Regions from separate parts of the Homo sapiens genome. Here region 2 is linked to region 1. Evidence: chromatin loops called from intact Hi-C (ENCODE). Cell type or tissue: breast epithelium. All regions are shown on one strand.

Region 1 (2,500 bases):
TACATAACATAGTTAAGATCTCCCAGCCAGCCAGGAAGGGAACCCAGAGGTCCAACCACAGAATCTGTGTATTAGCCACACATGAGGCATGCCTCCAAGAATTTAGGAGTAGACTGAATTTTGTTCCACCCGCAGCAACCCTGGGAGGCTGGACAGGGTAGGGTAGGGCAGGGTCTGCACAGTACTATACGACCCTGCCTCACCGAGTGGAAAAGCTGAAGCTAGGCTGGTGGAATTTCAGGCAGCAGCAGCCAGTTGGTAGATTTCATTCCAAACAGAGGGCTTGTGTAAGCCTTTGGAATTACAGGGCCTACAGGCTGCTTCCATGTTGACTCCTCCTCTGGCCACACTGGGTAGCAATTGAGCCCCAATATCCAGGGACAGTTCACAAAAGACTCTGACCACACACACACACACACACACACACACACAGAAACACACACACACAGAAACACACACACACACACACGACTAACTTAGCAGAGCCACTTTGCAGGCAGGCCCAGCCGCCCCTCTGACCAGATCTCAGGTGGAGCTCCTTTGGATCTGCAGTCTGAAGCCCCTGGGGATGCAACCAACACCCCCACCCTCCAGTCCCTGCCACTGGTCCCAGCCCCTAGCCCCAGAGCATGACCATCTTCTGGGAAACCTTTCCTCCCAACCAAATCCTCCCCCACCCCAGCTTCCCCATTCTTCCAGACTCCAGTTGCAGATACACCTTCCCCAGAAAGCCTTGAGCATTGCTTCAAATAAGATTCAGGTCTCTGTTCTGAAGTCACCTCTGAGAGAGGACTTTCCTAATCACCAACCCCCGGTAGCCCCCTAACTGCTCTCCATCTTAACAGCATGACTTATTTTTTTATGGCACTTTTACCTATCTGAAATTATCTTGATGATTTATTTGCTTCCTTTTTTCTTTTCTATCTCCCCAATTAAAATGCAAGTGCCTTGAGGGCAGGGGCCTGTCTGTCTTATTCACTACTGCAACCTCAGTGTCTAAGCACCCATCCCAACCCATTGCTAGCCAGGGACAGTGAGGCCCATAGAGAGAAAGGGATTTACCCAAGGTCACACAGTAAGTGAGTGGGCAGCAGAGGTTGGCCTAGCACTACAGCCCAGGGCACTTGGCCCATCTCCACCCTTCCCCAGTTGACCCTCAGCAGATCTATCCTGCTGCTGTCTCTTCACTACAATGGGGACCAGAGCCTGCAGGGCCTCACCAGTAGCACCCCCCTGTACTTCCCCGGGCCCACGGTGCCCTGATCTGGGCAGCCCTGCCTGCTTCCCCTCAGTCCCTCCCTTCCTGGCACCAGCAGCTCCGATGAGCTCATGTCTAGAAGCCTGGGAGCTGCCTTGAAGGAAAAGGTGCCTCCCAGGCCAGGCAGGGGCCCTGGAGGTGTGCTCAGCCTTGTGGGAGGGCAGCCCTGGCAGGTGGAAGGAGTGTGCTGACTCCTGCCCTGCCCACCTCCCAGAGCTGTGACGTGGGCTCAGGAAGACACATGTCAGCCCTGGAAATGGGCTGTGACTAGGGGTGGAGAGAAGATGGAAGAAGGTTCCTCCCATGCTTCTCCTCTCTCTCCAGGTGCTCCATGGACACTCATGTCGCCATTCACCTATTAAGGATGTGCTCTTTCCCAAGGAGAGGGAGCTCTGTTGCCTCCTTCCCACAGAATCACTCTGTGCAAACCTCTTCCCCTCCTTGGCCCCAGTCTCCCCAATTCTAAAATCGGATACTGGATAAAATGCCACGGAAGAACCTAGGGATGCACCAGGAACCACGCGCCTGAATGCCACAGGTTTGATTTGGTTGGTTTTTTTCCTACCTTAAGGGATGGGGAGTAGATAAGGGCAACAGCTGACTAGGGAGGGAAGGAGTTAAAGGCCTTATTTAGCCATGTAAATGCTGGTTCCAACCACAGCTTAATTTAGGTGTCAGTTGTGGGGTTGAGGGGAGCCGGCCCATGGCTTGCAAAGACGGGGCAGGCCTGGAAAGTGGGGGCTGCAAGCCAGAGTGGTAAACAACATTCCTGGGGGAAGTTTGAATATCAAGCTAGAGTGATCCTAGGCCATCCCCTTCGTACTGATGGAAAAACTGAGGACCAGAGAAGGGGAGGAACCAGACCAAGATCTCCTAAGGAGACAGAGGAAGGGGATGCCCCACCCAGCAAACAGGGTTTTTCAGCTCCCCGGGGGGTTTTCAACTCCCCTGAGGGATCTCATCTGCCTGCCTGAGACAATATGGCAAGTAGTGGGGGAGCACATCAGTTCCAGTTTGTGGCTGTGCCCCCCAACATGGAATGGGCCAGGCCTGGGCTTGGTGACAAGGCAGGCTGGCGCCAGTAAGGCTTCCAACCCCTTGCCCCAGTGTACCCTAGACCCCCATCAGCATCCAGTTTCACTTCCACTTTCTAATGGACAGGGGGTAGGGCACCCTCTGACTAGCCCTACAGCTACCACCAGCACTGCTGTCCACAGTGCAATTTCCCCCTCAGGGGCTACC
Region 2 (2,500 bases), 1.2 Mb after region 1:
GCTTAGATCCATCAGTGAGCGTGCTGAGCCCCTTCCAACCTGATCTCCCTCCCACGCCCCCAAGTTCCTCCTTACTGTGAAATTCTGGAGCCACTGCTGGTCACATTTCAGGGATTTGTGGGGCACTTGCACTACCCTGGGATGGCCACCCCATAGGACCCAGTGCAGCACACTGGCAGCCACTGTGCAGAGAAATAATAACAATATGATAATAAAGAACATTCACTGAGTGATGACTTTGTGCCTGGCACAGCATGCGTTAGCTCATTTCATCCATTTGACAATCCTGTGAGGCGGTGTTATGGCTTGAACATCTCCCTGCCCTAAAAGATGCAGGAGTTGGCCGGGTGTGATGGCTCATGTCTGTAACCCCAGCACTTTTGGAGGTCGAGGCGAGTGGATCACAAGGTCAGGAGTTCAAGACCAGCCTGGCCAAGATGGTGAAACCCTGTCTGTACTAAAAATACAAAAAATTAGCCAGGCGTGGTGGCAGGCACCTGTAATCCCAGCTACTCAGGAGGCTGAGGCAGAGAATTGCTTGAACCTGGGAGGCGGAGATTGCAGTGAGCCAAGATCGTGCCACTGCACTCCAGGCTGGGCAACAGAGCAAGACTCCGTCTCAAAAAAAAAAAAAAAAAAAAAAAAGATGCAGAAGTCCTAACCCCAGTACTTGTGAATGTAACCTTATTTTGGAAATAGGGTCTTTGCAGATGATCAAGTTAAGTTGAGGTCATTAGGGCCCTGATCCAGCATGACTGTTGTCCTTATAAAAAGAGAAATTTGGACACAGAGGCACACACAGGCAAGAACCATGTGAGTGTGAAAGCAGAGGTCTGGTTAATACGTGCATAAGTCAAGGAACATCAAAGACTGCGAGAAAAGCAGCAGAAGCTAGGAGAGGTCTCGAACAGAGACTTCCTCACAGCCTTAGAAAGACTCAGCCCTACTAATACCTTGATCTGGGCCTGCCAGCCTCCAGAAATGAGAGGCAATATATTTCTGTAGTTAAAGCCACCCAGTTTGTGTTACTTTGCTATGTATGATAGCCCTAGCGAACTACTACAGGCGGGTGTTATTATTACCCACAGTTTACAGGCAAGGAAGCTGAAGCTTGACTCTGTCCTGGCTGTAGAGAGAGTCCGATGATGGAAGCCCTGAAGTGGACAGGAAGTTCAGGAGGGGCTGTTTGTTCCACCAGCTCCCGCTTGGTTGTGGTCATTTTTTTTTTCTTTTTATACAGACAGGGTCTCGCCATGTTGCCCAGGCTGGTCCTAAACCCTTTGGCTCGAGTGATCCTCCTGGTTTGGCCTGGCTGTGGGCTTTTACTCCCACTGCAGCAATAGGGAGTTTTGCAGTCTGAAGCTCAGCCTGGTGGCTTCTCCCTGCCCCCCTCCAGTCCTTGAAGGCCCAAAAAAGGAAGGGCTGAGTCAGTAGTTGGGGAAAGGAGCCATAAACAGACACAGGGCAAAGGCTGCCGAGCAGGCTGCTGGGATGAAGGGCGGGGGCTGATTCCCAGGGGTGAGGGTCTGGCTGGAAGATGGTGGCAGCACCAGATTGGCCTGTGCTGGAAGGGCCTGCAAGTGGTGGCTTCCTTCCCTCTTGGGCTCTCTCAACCTCAAAGTCCTGAATGGGCCTTGGATGGAGTTGGGGACCCTGCTAGGGGCACAGAGAAGAACAGCATGGGCACAGCCAGGGCAGGAAAGCATAGCCATTGGTGGAGGGCGTGAAGACGGGTGGACAGAGAGCAAGGGCTCTGGACTTGGGTGTACCTGGGTTCAAACCCTGTTTTCTTTACTCACCAGCTTGCTGAATTTGGTTTGCCCTCCCTTGGCCTCAGTCTCCCCATATGTAAAATGTGTGGTACTGACATAAAAACAGACATGCGGCCTGGCACCATGGCTCACTCCTGTAATTCCAGCACTTTGGGAGGCTGAGGTGGGAGGATCTCTTGAGCCCAGAAGTTTGAGACCAGCCTAGGCAACATAGTGAGAACTTGTCTGTACAAAAAATAATTAGCCAGGTATGCTGGTGTATACCAATGGTCCCAGCTACTTGGGAGGCTGAGGAGGGTGGATCACTTGAGCTCAGGAGTTCAAGACCAGGCTAGGCGACATGGTGAAACCTTGTCTCTACCAAAAATACAAAAAATAAAAAATAAAAAATTAGCCTGGTGTGGTGGCCTGCGCCTGTGACCCCAGCTACTTGGGAGGCTGACGTGGGAGGATCACTTGACCCCAGGAGGTGGAGGTTGCAGTGAGCTGAGATCACACCACTGCATTTCAGCCTGGGTGACAGGAGTTGAGACCCCCTCTCAAAAAAGACAGACATGTAAGGCGGGACACAGTGGCTCACTCCTGTAATCCCAGCACTATAGGAGGTCGAGATGGATGGATCACTTGAGCCCAGGGGTTCGAGACCAGGCTGGGCAACATGGCAAAACCCTGTCACTACTGAAAATACAAAAAATTAGCCAGGTGTGGGGGTACATGCCTGTGGTCCC

Evidence for each region. A loop is a pair of places that touch in the nucleus more often than their neighbours do. Peaks named below come from ENCODE experiments on the same cell type or tissue, not always from the same donor. Only the 100,000 strongest peaks of a DNase experiment are listed, where the experiment ranks them.
Region 2: it touches region 1 in a loop (9-fold over the local background); 1 of 110 quality-filtered maps calls a loop at or near these places.

Annotation. Positions count from the first base shown.
Region 1 is chr5:150,625,969-150,628,468 of GRCh38, reverse strand. LOC124901107 (a long non-coding RNA gene) reads left to right here and starts at 1,524. Exons shown (of 3, transcript XR_007058995.1): 1 at 1,524-1,806. It also overlaps a transcript of SYNPO not described here. RefSeq lists a silencer at 1,361-1,430 and enhancers at 889-1,602, 1,603-2,318, 2,080-2,419. In breast epithelium, no CTCF peak of the experiment used is centred here; a DNase peak (open chromatin) is centred at 1,378; H3K4me3 peaks cover 2,010 bases; H3K27ac peaks cover 2,500 bases.
Region 2 is chr5:149,463,926-149,466,425 of GRCh38, reverse strand. No RefSeq gene overlaps it. Among named protein-coding and RNA genes, the nearest start is that of MIR145, 35 kb to the right of the region's middle. In breast epithelium, no CTCF peak of the experiment used is centred here; no DNase peak of the experiment used is centred here; H3K27ac peaks cover 1,089 bases.